2 separate regions of the Homo sapiens genome follow, and region 2 is linked to region 1. Evidence: chromatin loops called from intact Hi-C (ENCODE). Cell type or tissue: A673. All regions are shown on one strand.

What was found. A loop is a pair of places that touch in the nucleus more often than their neighbours do. Peaks named below come from ENCODE experiments on the same cell type or tissue, not always from the same donor. Only the 100,000 strongest peaks of a DNase experiment are listed, where the experiment ranks them.
Region 2: a loop joins it to region 1, with 2.7 times the contacts of the local background. A loop is called at or near these places in 7 of 110 quality-filtered maps.

Annotation. Positions count from the first base shown.
Region 1 is chr2:227,935,164-227,943,163 of GRCh38, forward strand. No RefSeq gene overlaps it. Among named protein-coding and RNA genes, the nearest start is that of DAW1, 68 kb to the left of the region's middle. In A673, a CTCF peak has its summit at 4,564 (motif pointing right); DNase peaks (open chromatin) are centred at 4,268 and 4,548; H3K27ac peaks cover 7,098 bases.
Region 2 is chr2:228,045,980-228,053,979 of GRCh38, forward strand. All of the region lies in intron 3 of SPHKAP (SPHK1 interactor, AKAP domain containing), which reads right to left. Among named protein-coding and RNA genes, the nearest start is that of SPHKAP, 130 kb to the right of the region's middle. In A673, a CTCF peak has its summit at 3,086 (motif pointing right); a DNase peak (open chromatin) is centred at 3,102; H3K27ac peaks cover 473 bases.

The sequences.
Region 1 (8,000 bases):
TCATCCATGTCCCTGCAAAGGACCTGAACTCATTCTTTTTTATGGCTGCATAGTATTCCATGGTGTATATGTGCCATCTTTTCTTTATCTAATGACTGGTGTTCTTATAAGAAGGAAACACGAGGCAGGCAAATGCATAGAGGAAAGAGCATGTGAGGACACAGTGGGAAGGTGCCATCTGCCAGCCAGGGAGCAAGACCTCAGAAGGAATGGGAGCACCTTGATCTTGGACTTCTAGCCTCCAAAACTGTGAGTAAACAAGTTGTTTAAGCCACACAGTCTGGTATTTTGTTATGGCGGCCCTAGTAAACTAATACAGCAGATAGACTACTCACTAGGTCTAAAAATGTGCCATGCTTTCCTTTCTCTGTGATTTTACTTTTACCTAACTACTCTAAAATTCCTTTTCTATCCCTACAACTGGACAATTTTACCCCCTCATACTTTAGAATTTACTGCAGATATCATTATTTTCTTGTACTCTTTTTTGAGTTTCTCCCACCGACTCTTGCCCTCCACACTGGAAAAGATAGGCTTCCAAAATTCCATTGATGCATGCCTATTAATTATCCTCCTCTTGCAAATGTAGACTAGGGTTTTCAGAACTTGGGCTGGAGATGGAAAAGGTGAAGGAACCATGGATCATTGGAGGTAATTGTGGTTTGTTTTTAGAATGAAAGAGGCTGACATCTGACTGAGAAGATGGTCCTAGGGGAAAGAGAAATGAAGAATCAGAAGAAAATTGGTATTTGCTGAAGCCAGTTGCTTAAGGAGGAAGAGGAGGGATGAAAGAGCAGACAGAGAGGGAGGTTGACATTATAATGAGAAACAGCTCCTGTTCTGAGACTGGAGGAGAGGATGTGAGGAAGACAATGGTCTTGCTAAATTTTCTTTGTTTTTATTTCTAAAATCATTAAGAGCATGAGCTCCGGAGTGTGAGACAAACTCACCCGTCCAAACCCAAAGGATGAACTCGGAGACCTGGAGAACAGCGTGAGACTTTTAATGAGGACCTTGCAAGATCGGGTGTCTGATAGGCAGGCACACCCAGCACAGTTTCCACAAGCAATTTAACCCCTAGAGCACAGGTCCCTCCCCTGGTTCCTCCCTCGTAGGCTGAGTACTATGGGGGTCACAGTCTTCCCAGATGTCACCTATTGTTGCACAGGGGCTCCAGGTGTTTTTTTTTTTTAGGGTTGTCTTGCTGCATTTTGTTGCAGCCCACAATGCATTGCAATCCTAGTTAGCTCAAGGGCTCTTCAAGTATTTGACTTATGACTTAAGTAGCTGGGCAGGCTGATAACAGACAAAACGAGCTATTTTGCAGGCTAGTAAACTTTCATCTTAGACTAAACTTCTTCGGTTTGGGTAAAGGCAACTAAGTTGCCGCGGGGGAAGGGGGAGGCTGACAAGCAGGCATCGGCTATCCAAGCAGGGGCCTAGTATACTCTGTTTCTTCTGTAGTTTGCTGACCTAAGCCGGTTCAAGGCACTTTGTCTTGGAAATGGACCACTGTATACATTATTTCATTCAGGTGCCAGACTCCTGTATCCCTCTACCCTTTATGCTGGATCTGTGACTTGGATGGCTTTTTTTTTTTTTTTTTTTTTTTTTTTTTGAGACGGAGGCTCGCTCTTTTGCCCAGGCGGGACTGCAGTGGCACTATCTCGGCTCACTGCAAGCTCCACCTCCCGGGTTCACGCCATTCTCCTGCCTCAGCCTCCCGAGTAGCTGGGACTACAGGCGCCCGCCACCGCGCCCGGCTAATTTTTTGTATTTTTAGTGGAGACGGGGTTTCACCGTGTTAGCCAAGATGGTCTCAATCTCCTGACCTCGTGATCCGCCCGCCTCGGCCTCCCAAAGTGCTGGGATTACAGGCGTGAGCCACCGCGCCCGGCCTGGATGGCTTTTTATTTGATTCAGTGTTAGTGTTTCCATGTCTACAATGGGTACAAATCCTCACTATCATCAAAGGATTAAATGGATAACACATGTAAATTACATGTGTAGTACAGAACCCAACAAAAGCAATTTTTTTTTTTAAATAATTCTTGTCAATATCCCCCAGCTGAAGACCACCAGGACCATGATTATAGTTGAACAAATTTGGTTGATGCCGCCTTGGAAAGAAAACGCACTCCCTGGGAAAGCATGGAGTGTCTCAGAGAATTTTAGAGAGAATTTATTATAGGATATGAGCTTGTGTTAGGTTAGGTTTAGGGACTTTGCTCTATATTGGACGCTATCAGGAAGTGAGGATAATTCTGCATCATGGGGTACTTCATAAATTATCCATAGGGACAGCAGACTAGAGCAAGCCTAACATGACTGGCAAAGGAGCAGCTGTCACTCATATCAGCCAAGAGATGGGGTTGTTTCGTCATTTTTATGGATTGGACAATGCTCACGTTCTGTCTGTTCAGACATGATTCTAGCGTGCTCTTGTTTTTGGTCTTGATCTCCATCATGATCACAGAGTAGCCTTGTTTATGTTGATGTTCTGTGAAGTTGTGTTCAACTGGAAAACACCAAGGCCTGGCTCTGAGTATCAGGCCAGTAGAAACACCAAGACCCGAGTAATTAATGCCTGATGACTTTGCTTTCTGGTGATGTCTGCTGAGAATGAGGTGTTTTTTGCGGAGAGAATAGTCACTGAAGAGAATCATATAGGGCTGATGGGCAGCATCAGCGGTGCAGCCAAAGTTGGAGTTGATGGAGTTACTGGAGCGATCGGCATTCTGATTGTGTGATTCTCTCCCATAGGGCTAGGCTGTGCAGCACTGGTGTGGAGAAGGCACATCCTAACACTGGCCCTGGGCTGGGGGTTTACAAAGAGATCAGGACAAAGGACAGGAGTTCAGAGTTGAAAGTGCCAGGGAGCACAGATCTGTTGGTTCCCTGTGAGGAATGGGCTATTCCATGAATAAAGACAGAATATGAAAAGACTAACCACCAAGAAAAGAGGAGGCTAGATATCTTTTAGAGAATGTTCTGAGCTGAAGCCCTGCTGGGTGATGGGAAGATCGTTGGCTGGAAAGAGCCTAGGCCATTTGGAAATAAGGAGGTTGGGGAAAAATGGAAAATCTTGCAAGAAGGTCCACGAAAGTAGACTTTGAATTCTCCTTGGGACTCTGTGGATTTGTCAAACATCCTGCTTTTTCCAAGACAGGATGCAGGTGAAGTGACAAGTGCTTCTATCTCTGTCCACTGGGATCATCACCTTTTCCTGTTTGGATAGATAACATTTTCTCATATTCCATTTTAAAAATCTTTTCCACCTCAAGTGCCTTTTGGCACTGCTTTAGCAGTTTGCTGTGTGGGCTGTACAGCAGCTTTGCTGCTGCCCCAATGTTTCATAGAGATGTTTGTGATGGAGCACTATGTTTTTAACTTATCTTCCCAGGGCTGTGGCCCAAGTTCACGGAGGAGAGATGAGGTCGGGAAAAATGTGGCTAGTACACATCTACAGTGTTCACAACAGTCTGCCTCCTCTGTCAGGGACTCATTGTCTTTGGAATAAGCCCCATAGGACCTGGAGGCTGCTGCTGGACCTCAGTAATGTCCACAAAGACCTGCAACCTCAGGAGTGTTATTGTCCCTTTTCAATCAGGTCCTACCACCAGGAGACGAAGCTTCTCTTCTTACTCGGAGCTTCTCCAAAATGTGGCATGTTAGAGTGCTCTAAATAGTGAATTAATTGATTGATTGATGGAGTAAATACATGAATGAATGAATACTAACATGGCTCATGACTTTAACATTGATTTTCAAACTCAGCTTTATGGAGTCTCAGCTATTTTTCAAAGCTCAGTGAGTGAGGAGCTGAGTACACGGAATCCTGTCTTCCACACTGCACTTTAGCCAGAGGAGTGCCATTAAAAACACTTTTTTTGTCTTTGATTTTAGCCTCCAAGTAAAAAGCATTTGAAGAAAAATTTTTTGAATCTTGAGATAGAGAGATAGAGAGTTAGATAGATAGATAGCAAGAAACCACTGGCTGCAAGAATGAAGTTCTGCATTTAATTGTGCAAAATCTGGTCATGATCTATTCGTCCACACTTGTTTTCCCTCACTCTATCACATGAATTCTTTGTTTAGTTTATCTTGTATGATGTGTCCAGATATGCCCTTTCTAATCTCTACACTTTTGTTCCCCCACGCTCTATCCTTTAACCCCAGGTCATATTATAAATCTTCTCTGATCTCCATGGCCAGATGTGCTCACTCCTTACGCTGAATTCCAATAGCATTTATTGTGTCTCAAGGCCCATCCTTTATGTTGCATGTTTTACCTCTTCAACCAGATTGTTCCTCCTTCCCTTCCCCTTCCTTCCTTCCTTCTTTCCTTCCTTCGTTCCTTCCTTCCTTCCTTCCTTCCTTCCTTCCTTCCTTCCTTCCTTCCTTCCGGCTTTGCTCTTTGCTTTAGATGGAATACTCTCAGGAAGTGAGAATAATTTTATATGATTGGGTGTCTTCATAAATTATCCATTGAGAAAGCAAACTAGAGCAAGGTTAAAGTTGTAATTGGTAAAGGAGCAGCTGTCACTCATACCAGCCAGGAGAGGGGGCTGTTTAGTCACTTTCGTGGCTTGGACAACGCTCATGTTGTGTCTGTTCAGATGGCCGTATGGTGATTTTTTTGTTTTGTTTTGTCTTTTGTCTTGGCCCACATCATGATCACAGAGTAGCCTTGTTTGTGTTGATGTTCACTGGGTGCCTGTTATGGGCCAGGCGTGTTGCTAGGTACTGGGATTCATAAAAGGGAAGACAGACATCTCTCCCTCACGGTTTACAATTTAGTGAGGGTTGGGGAGTATATCAATCGAGGTTCAAACAATGAACGGAGTAAGTAGAAAACATAAAGACATTTACTGTAAGGAATTGTCTTCCAGGATTCTGAGGCTGACTAGGCAAGTCTGAAATTCTTAGGGAAGGCCATCAGGATAAGTGTCAGCTGAAACTTTTGCCACAGGCAGAATATCTCATTCTCCTGAGAGGCTTTTATTCTTCTCTTTAGATCTTTCAGCTGAGTGAATCAGGGCCATTCAGACTGTGTACGATAATTGCCCTTACCTAAAGTCAGCTGATTATGGATTTTAATCACCTCTACAAAATACCTTCATAAGACCCAGTACAGTGGCTCATGCCTATAATCACAACATTTTGGGAGGCCAAGGTGGGAGAAATCTGCTGTTAATCAGATAGGTTTTCCTTTATAGGTTACTTGATGCTTTGCCTCGTAGCTCTTAAGATTCTTTCCTTTGTCTTGACTTTAGATAACCTGATGACAATGTGCCTAGGCGATGATCTTTTTGTGATGAATTTCCCAGGTGTTCTTTGAGCAAGGCCGGGGAAAGTTTTTTCGATTATTCCCCCAAATATGTTTTCCAAACTTTTAAATTTCCTCAGGAATGCTGATCTTTCTCAGGAATGCCAATTATTCTCATATTTGGTCATTTAACATAATCCCAAACTTCTTGGGGGTTTGCTCATTTTCAAAATTCTTTTTTCTTGTCTTTGTTGGATTGGGTTATTCCAAAAACCTTGTCTTTGAGCTCTGAAGTTCTTTCTTCTGCTTGTTCAATTCTATTCCTGAGACTCTCAAGTATGTTTTGCATTTCTCTAAGTGTGTCCTTTATTTCCTGAAGTTGTGATTGTTATTTATGCTACCTGTTTCACTGAAGATTTCTCCCCTCATATCTTGTATCATTTATTTGATTTCCTTAAGTTGGACTTCACCTTTCTCTGGTGCCTGCTTGAATAGCTTAATAATTGACCTTCTGAATTCTTTTTCTGGCAATTCAGATTTTTCTTCTTGGTTTGGATCCATTGCTGGTGAGCTAATGCGACTTTTTGGGGTGTTAAAGAACCTTCTCTTGTCATATTACCAGAATTGTTTTCCTGGTTCCTTCTCATGCGGGTAGGCTATGTCAGAGGGGAGATCTGGAGCTCAAGGCTGCTGTTCAGACTCTTGTGCCACGGGGTACTCCCTTGATGTAATATTCCCCCTCTTTCCCTAGGGATGTGGCTTTCTGAGAGCCAAACTGTAGTGATTGTTATTTCTCTTCTGAATCTAGCCAGCAAGCAGGGCTGCCAGGCTCTGGGCTGGTACTGGGGGTGTCTGCACAGAGTCCTGTGAGGTGAACTGTGTTCAGTTCTCTCAGCTGTGGATACCAGCACGGTATTTGAGATGTCTCCTGGATCCTGCAGGAGGAATCCACTTCCTTCAAAGGGTCTGTGGATTCTCTTGGCTTTTCTGGTATACTCCTGCAGTAGTTTTTGGAGCAATAGTCCACAATGCTAGTCTCCACATTCTGCTCTGTCTATCCAGAGTGGGAGCTGCACTTTAGTACTGCCTCCTATCTGCCATTTTTTTTTCAGTCACCTGTCAGTTGAGAAATGTGTTTCTATTTTCCTTTGGATAACTGGAAGCTAACTAATGTTAAGTTTAATTTTTAATTTAATGTTTAATATTAAGACTACTTAAAAGACTTATCCCAGGAGCTTAATGCAATTATTAAAGTCATTGAATCTGAAACTAGGGAACTTTAAAAATACCAGTGCCTGGGCTCCACTGTGGACCAATTAAATCAGAATCTCTGACAGTTAGGGCCCTGACCTTGGTAGTTTGAAAATGTTCCCAGGTGATTCTGATATAGCCAAGGTTGAGAATAAATGCTCTAAATATATTTGAATTTTTTGGTTTTCCTGTTTTATACATGTTTTGATATTGAAATGATCATTCTATCATCTTTGGAAATAAATGCCTTCATAAATTGGAAATAACTAATTATTTCGGTAAAAATAAATACATGTTATTAAAGCCACTGAGACACTTGAAATCACCTTCCTAGACTGTAAGCACATGGAGGGCAGGTACCACGTGTTACTTAGACATTCATTAGGATAGGCAAGGTTGTGCTATAGAAACAAACAAACACGAAATACACAAATTGCTCCCCTCTCAATTCTTAGATGATTCACAAAACAGAAGTTTATTTCTCACTTCTGTAAAGTAAGCCTGCTGTGCTCTAGGTGACTCTTCAGGCCACCAGTTCTCTGTGGATGACTCATGTGCTGCTCCACATCAACACATGGTCTCAGGATCACTGAGACAAGGGCAGAGAGGTTGTAGAGTTCAGAACTGACAACTGACACATGACACTTCTGTTCAGTTTTTTTGGTCACCTAGCCATACATAACTTCAAAAAAAGGGGGAAAGGGCTGTGCACAGTGGCTCAAGCCTGTAATCCCAAAACTTTGGGATATCAAGGTGGGAGGATCACTTGAGTCCAGGAGTTCAAGACCAGTCTGGGCAACATAGTGAGACCTTGTCTCTACAAAAAAAAAAAAAAAAAAAAAAAGAAAGAAAGAAAGAAAAAAAAGAAAAAAAATTAGCGAGGCAGGTGGCATGTGCCTGTAGTCTCAGCTATTCAGGAGACTGAGAGGTGAGGATTACATGGGCCCAGGAGTTTGAGCCTGCAGTGAGCTATGATTGTGCCACTGCACTTCAATCTGGGCAACAGAGTGAGACCTTGTCTCTATAAAAAAGGTGGGGAGGAATGTAATCCTTTGAGTACATGGAAGTTGAAGAAAAATAGATACTGATTAACATTAGTAATATCTAGCCTGTTTGGTTTTATATTTCTGCACTTAACCTAATAACTCTCATAGTGTGAGAGCTTACTAGATATTCAGGAATCCACATTAAGTTACCCTCTCTTATCCTTACAGGATATGTTCCAGTCGCCAGTGGATGCCTGAAACCTATATATATAATATTGAGCCCTGTATATACTATGTTTTTCCTGTACATGCATACTATGATGAAGTTTAATTTATAAATTAGGCACAGTAAGAGACTAACAATGATAATTAATAATAAAATAGAACAGTTAGAAAAGCTATCACAATATACTGTAATAAAAATTATGTGAATGTGATCTGTCTTTTCCCTCAGCTACTAAGTGACGGAGGGCAGGTAGTGTCTACAGTCACAT
Region 2 (8,000 bases), 110 kb after region 1:
GAGATCTAATGTACAGCATGGTGACTATACTTAATTGTACTATATTGTTTACTTGAATTTTGATAAAGAGCAGATTTTAACTGCCTTCATCCCACCCCCTACACACACACACACATACGGTAATTATGGGTGGTGATGGCTGTGATAATTAGATTACAGTAATCAGTACACAATGTATACATAGGTCAAATCAAGGTGTATACCCTGAATATATGCAATTTTTGTTTGTTCATTAAATATTTCAAAGTAAACTAAAACAATAAAAATCCGTGTTTCAAAACATTTTCTGCATGCTGAATACTGTTGTTATTCTTTTTTTTTTTTTTTTTTTTTGGTCTCTGTTGGTAAAAACGATGTATATCCTGATTTCTGTGTTCTTCATCTAATTTACTCCCTTGAACTTCACTTGTTTTAGGCAATGACTTTTAGGAAAATGGCCTTTACGATGCAAGCAGTAGCTTAAGCGAGCTCAGGGTGCTAAGTTGTGGTGAATAAATTTTGCACTTAAATTCCAGTTGTGGAACCAAGTATTAAAAATAAATAGGTGATTCAAAAAGCTTGCCAACACTTCATATTCTTTAATGCTACCAAAAATCATTGACAGCTACAGGATAGGGAACTGAGTTTTTTGTTTGTTTCTTTCATATTTCAATGTTTCTGACTTTATTCCCTGAAGCACTCATTAATCTGGCTTTAGTATATTCAGAAAACAACAACAACAAAAAGAATAAAGAAAAATTCTTTGTAATATCATTCTATTTTCCTGTCTGAGACTGAGAATTCCAGGAGGTAATTGAAGGATATGTGAACCCTCTATTCAGGGCCTTCAGAAAAGCCTCAAAAAGACCCCCCTCCTTGGGCAAGAAGAGACAACACTATCTGGGCAAGGGCAGCTGAGCATTGAAGTTTATCCTTTTGGCATTCCCCAACCTCATTATGATTCCACATGTTAACTTCTAGTTAACATTTTCCCACTTGAAAGCAGAATAAAAGCATAAAAAATATTCTTGGGCTTCAAATAGCTCTTGCCAAATACATTTTTAAATTTCAGTATCAGTACCTGAATGAGATAACAAACAAAAGTGGAATAACTCTCCAAAATATAAGTGAGTATATGTAGGAAAATGTGTTTCTTGTATTTTTATTTCAACATAAAATCACAGAATTTGACAACAAGAAGTTACTTTAAAAATTACCTGGTTCAGGCCAGGTGCAGTGGCTAATGCCTGTAATTTCAGCACTTTGGGAGGCCGAAGTGAGCAGATCACTTGAGGTCAGGAGTTCGAGATCAGCCTGGCCAACACTGCGAAACCCCATCTCTGCTAAAAATACAAAAATTAGCTGGGTGTGGTGGCAGGTGCCTGTAATCCCAGCTACTTGGGAGGCTGAGGCACAAGAATCACTTGAACCCGGGAGGCGGAGGTTGTAGTGAGCCGAGATTGCACCATTGCACTCCAGCCTGGGCAACAAGAGCAAAACTCCATCTCAAAAAAAAAAAAAAAACAAAAAACAACCTGGTTCAACTCTCTCATGTTATCTGTAAAGAAACTGAATTACAGATAAGTTAAGCAAAACATGCCAAGCCCCACAGCTACTTCATTCATTAATTTGTGTCCATTCATTCATTCATTCATTCACTTTACTCACTCACTTATCCCTTTAAAGAACACTTAAGGACAGCCCCTCTGTGCTCGCAGAGCTAGGTGTGGTATGCAGTGATGAGATGAACGAGATGGTCATGGTTCCTTGCAGTTTGGTGGGCTAAACTAGTCTAACTGTTTGATGATCTGAAACTTGAAATCAGACAGCTGTAAATGAAGACAGACTCCAGTGAGTGCTACAACAGAGGTACAAACTAAAAATTGATACTGAAGTCTGGACAAAAGAAAATGGGTGTGCTCTAAGATATGGAAATTCAGAAAGACCAGCTGGGGTTTTGAATGAGTTAATCTAGGATTCAACGTGGAAAGGAGAGTACACTGGGAGAGAAAGTTGGTAGGTGAAGAGTCCATTGTCTTGATAAGATTCTGTGCTTTCCGTTTTAAATACTGGGGAGTGACAGAAGATTTACTTCTAAAGACAACGAGGAGGAGAAAAAAGTTGTATCTTATTTTTGCCTAATTGTCCGCTGGGGCTGAAGGGGACACCATGCTCCTTGAAATCCCTTTTGATTACCTTTAATTCATCAGTTCGCTGCCACGAAATTGGAGCACCCTCAAAAGATTTCCACAAGGTTAGCTTGCTTACAGGAGATCAACCCTGACGTAAAACTCAGTCACTTCTTTGGTTTACATAGAAAAATAAATCATTCATTTCAAGTCTTTGAGTTTAGCAGGTTATCTGAATACCTTTTGGTGAAACGGGGGGGTGGAGATGGGTGGGGGGTATTTACCTATTTACCATTACCCTTTTCCTCTTTAATCTTTCAACTCCACCTCATCTCTCACCTACTCCCTCCTGGCTAGTCCTTGACCTCTAAATTCTCTTCTCTTTATCATGTAGAACTGTTTCTTTGCTGAAGTACAGTCATACACCTCATAATGACATTTCTATCAATGACAGAACGCATATATGACTGTTCCCATAAAATTATAATACTGTACTTTTACTGTAATTTTTTTAATGTTCAGGTATCTCTAGACTCACAAATACTTACCATTGTGTTACAATTGCCAACAGTATTCAGAACAGTAACCTGCTGTACAGGTTTGTAGCCGAGAAGCAATGGGCTACAGCATATGGCCTAGGTGTGTAGTAGGCTATGAGGATTAGTAATGTTGTTCATTTCTTCATATGTCTGTGGGCCACTTGTATGTGTTTTTTGAGAAGTGTCTGTTCATATCCTTTGCCCTCTTTTTATTGGGGTTGTTTTTTCTTGTTGAGGTGTTGCAGTTTCTTATAGATGTGTGTAAGCGCACTCTATGTTTGCAGAATGACAAAATCACCTAATGACTCAATTCTCAGGATGCATTCCTGTCTATAAGCAACACGCGATTGCACTGACACCAACCTAGACCGGGAAAGGGAGTGTGGGACGGTGCTTGAGAGCCCAGCTCCAATCCCAGCTCTGCTCCTATTGATTGTGTAAATTATGCAACCACTAGGAGGCTCCATATCCTTGCCCATAAAATGGGGAAAACAACAGTACCTATCTCAGGATTTTTGGAAGGGTTTAAACACATACAGCTTACAAAGTCTAAAACACAGGAAGTGCTCAATGAATACTTTTGTTGTGTTACTGTTACTTCTCCAAACACTTATCAATGTATGTTTAAACATAATTACCTTTAAAAAATCTGTGCTATTTAAAATCTTTTAAATAACTATGTAAGTAATACACATGCACAGTTTGCCTCTTAATGAAAAATATCTGCCTTCTGCCCCACATTTTCTAAAGTGTGATTCCCTTCCCAAACTAACTTCTCTTTCTTCCAGTATACTGTTGTTTATTGATCACAAATGTGAGACATTGCTGCATTATAAAGAATGAGGTTTTTAGCACTTCAAATTATTTATGTATTATTTACAATAATTTTGGCTTTTATTTCAGATTTAAGGAGTGCATGTGCACCTGGGCTTACTGCATGACACTAAGGTTTGGGGTATGAATCTTATCACCCAGCTAGTGAGCATAAGACCTAATAGGTAGCTTTGTGAGCCCTTGGACTCCCACCTCTCTTCCTGCTCTAGCAGTCCCCAGATCTTCCCATTTTTTATGTCCATATGTACCCAATGTTTAGCTCTTACTTGTAAGTGAGAACAAGTGGTATTTGGTTTTATGTTCCTGCCTTAATTCACATAGGATAATGACCTCCAGTTGCACCCATGTTGCTGCAAAAATATAATTTCATTGTTTTTTTATGGCTGCATAGCATTCCATGGTATATATGTACCACATTTTCTTTATCCAGGGTAAACAGAAAACCTACAGAATGGGAGAAAATCTTCACAAACTCCAACATCCAACAAAGGTCTGATATTCAATATCTATAAGAAACTGCAATAACTCAACAAGAAAAAACAAATAACCCCATTAAAAAGTGGGCAAAGGATATGAACAGACACTTCTTAAAAAAACACGTACAAGTGGCCCACAAACATATGAAGAAATGATCAACATTACTAATTCTCACAGACATGCAAATCAAAACCACAATGAGATACCATCTCACATCAGTCAGAATAGCTATTATTAAAAGGCCAAAAAATAGCAGATGTCAGGGCTTGAAGGAAAGGAACACTTAGAAACTGTTGATGGGAAAAATACATTAATTCAGCCACTGTGAAAAGCAGTTTGGAGGTTTCTCAAATAATTTAAAACTACCATTCAACCCAGCAATCCCATTGCTGAGTATAAACCCAAAGGAAAATAAGTCATTCTGCCACAAAGACACATGCACTTGAATGTTCACAGCAGCACTATTCACAATATTTCCTTTACCTACAATTTGTTCTTACCGATTTAATTTTTACCATATGCGGATGGAATCACCCTAGGTGCTCATCAATGGTGGATTTGTTAAAAATTTATTTTTACTGATACATATTAGATGTACCTGTGTTTAGGGTACATGTGATAATTTGATACATTCACATAATTAAATCAAAGTAACTGAAATATCTATCACCTTCAATATTTATATTTTGTTTATGCTAGAAACATTTGAATTCTTTTCCTCTAGCGATTTTGAAGTGTAGAATTGATTAATGTTAACTCTAGTCACCCTACTGATCTATTGAACACCAGGTCTTATTTCTTCTATCTAAGTGATCTAAGTGTATAATTTTACTTATTAATCAGCCTTTTATATTCCCCCACTCCACCTTTATTTATTTATTTATTTTGAGACAGGGTCTGACTCTGTTGCCCAGGCTGGAGTGCTGTGGTATAATCTTGGCTCACTGCAGCCTCAACTTCCTGGGCTCAGGTGGTCCTCCCACCTTAGCCTCCTCAGTAGCTGGGACTACAGGTGCCACCAACACACCAGGCTAATTTTTGTATATTTTGTAGAGACAGGGTTTTGCTATGTTGTCCAGGCTGGTTTTGAACTCCTGGGCCCAAGCAATCCTCCACCTCGGCCTCCCAAAGTGCTGGGATTATAGGTATGAGCCACTGCACCTGGCCACCCACTCCACTTTCTCTACCTCTTCTCAGAATTGTTATATCACAATTTTGGGCAAATGAATATTTAGTGTTTGCCTTGTTGTGATCAGGTAATTATTGTTCAGTAGGGACTACATTGTATATTGTAATATTTCCTTTACCTAAAACTTGTTTTTATTGATTTAATTTTTGCCTTATGCAGCAGATTGACTTATTGTTCATTCAATATTCATTCTTTTCTATATCCATAGGAAAAAATCTACTTTTCTGCCCCTTAACTTTGAGTTTGGCTGCATGACTTGCTTTGGCTAAGGGGATGTTAATCAATGAAATGCAAGCAAGAATTTGAAATATGCCTGTGTGGTGGACTTGTCCTCTTTGTGCTTATGCCTGCCATTGCCCTGATAAGAACGTGCTCTGAGGCTAGACCACTGGTTCAAGTGGGGTTGAAAGACACACAGAACACCCAGATCCAGAAACGCCTGCCTAGCCTAGGTAAGCTGCTCCCCTGACCCCACTGTAAAACAACCTGAAGACCCAGGTGAAGTACACTGCTGTCTACTGCTATTATTAGAACTCAATGGTTGATTCTTGTCTTAGTCTGTTCAGGCTGCTATAACACAATACCTTACACTGGAAAATATTTAAATAAAACAAATATATTTCTCAGAGTTCTGAAGGTTGGGAAGTCCAAAATCAGGACACTGGCAGATTTCCTGTCTGGCGAGGGCCTGGTCCTCATAAATGCCTTCTTGCTTCATCCTCACCTACTCACCTAGCAGCTCCCTTAGGCCTCTTTTGTACTGGCACAAATCCTATTGATGAGAGTTCAGCCTTCATGACCTAATCAACCCCCAAACGCCCCACCTTCTATCTCCACTGCCCTGGAGATCATTTTGACATATGAATTTTGGAGTGACACAAACATTTAGACCATACCAATTCTAGCCCAACAAAAGCGAGCTCCAATAAGTATTTTTCTCTATTTTCTGTTTCAATATAATAAAAGGTGGTGTGGATTTGAAGATTATGAGAGCCAAAAATGTAAAATTTAATTGAAGTATTGGAAGATAAAGTCAAGGGGGATTTTCCAGAAAGAACAAAAAGAAAAAAAAAAGAGGAAATAATAAAAAATCTAAAGCCCAATTCAAGAAATCCAACATCCAATCTATTTTCTACTGGCAATGGTAGAGTTAGAACATTGGAAATAGAGGGGACAGAATGAATAAAACATAAGAAAATATTTCAGATCTGAAAAGTTTTGCTTAAAAGAGCTCACAAAATAGGCCAATGCTAATTCTTAGCATCATGAAATTCTAGAATACCAGGGATAAAGAGAGGATTATCATGGCTTCCAGTTTAAACAACAGCCACACAAACAAACAAAAAGAATCAGAACAATATAACACTGTTCAATAGCAGTGCTGGAAGCCAAAAGACATCAGAGCAATATCATTGAATTTTGAGTAAAATAATTTTTTTTGCAACCTGGAAGTCTATACGAGTCAACCTATCAATCAAAAGTGAGGGTTAGAATGAGACTCTTTTCAAATAAGCAATACCTAAAGCTGTCTCCCATCCACACTTTTTAAGAATGATAAACATTCTAGATATTTCTTTATTTGTGGAGAGGTTACTTTTTTCCCTAAAACTTTTTCTCTTTCTTTCTTTGGAGTCTTGATGTTTTGTTTTATTCCTTTTATGTTAGAGAGTTTAAAAACTCTGTCCTTTGTTATACATTTATATTTAAGAATGATGAACAGATTTGAGGCCCCTGAGTGGTGCTTGTTAACTAATGGATTTCTCTCTAGGTTGATTGGAAGGGACCCAGTCATATCCTTAGAAGACTTCTTACTATAGTCTGTATAGTAAGAGCTAATCTGTTCAGGCTGCCATACAAAATATAATATATTAGATGAGCGGCTTAAGCAATAGAAATTTATTTTCTCATTGTTGTGGAGGCTAGATGTCCTAGATCAGGGTGCCTGCTGACTTGATTCCTGCTGAAGGCTCTCTTTCTGACTCGTAGACAGCCATCTTCTTGCTGTGTTATCACCTGGTGGAAAGAGAGCTCTTATCTCTCTTCCCCCTGGTGTCTCTTCTTCTTTTCATAAGGGCAATCTCCCTATAAAATCAGGACCCCATTCTCATAACCTCATTTAACCTTTATCACCACCCAAAGCCCCTATCTCTGTACTTGATCTTAGACAAAAAGCTGAGAAGCAATAGGCCCTATTTCCAAATACAGTCATGCTGAGATTAGGGCTTTAGCATATTAATTTCACAGGAATGCAAGCATTCAGTCTACAATGTATAGGTTGTACTTCCTGCAACAAATCTGTTTGTCCAGAGAGGAATTCTTTAATTTATTGCCTGGGCATGTGTGTTAAAATCTGGCTTACAGCATTCTTGGATCTTGGTGGTACACAGGGGCTGGGGGGAGTGTCTTAGTGGATAGATTTTCACTTAAACTCATTTTTCAGGCCTATAATTTCCCCTACCTTTCTCTGGATGCTGGCCAGCATTACTATGGAATAAACCTTTAGTCCCTCTGATTTATTGAAAAACTACTGGTTGAGTCCTGGTTATGTGCCTGCTACTTCACTAAGTCTAAAACCTATTTTCAAATTATTAGTTATTTCCTGGATTTTTAGATGTGAAATGACTTGGCATTTCCCTCTGAAGTCTTGTAATGTATTTAGCATTCTTATCTGTGCTACAATACATTTGGTTTCCATTTTCTGAAAATTTCACATCTCTCATCCATTGTCCCATTTTCTTTGTCCTTTGTGGTTTTATACATTGTTTGTTCTACTTTAAGTGTGGTTTCAGGAGGGAACAGAGATAAATTAATGTATTTAATCACCTATGTTTAGTGCATTGCTTCAAACATTTC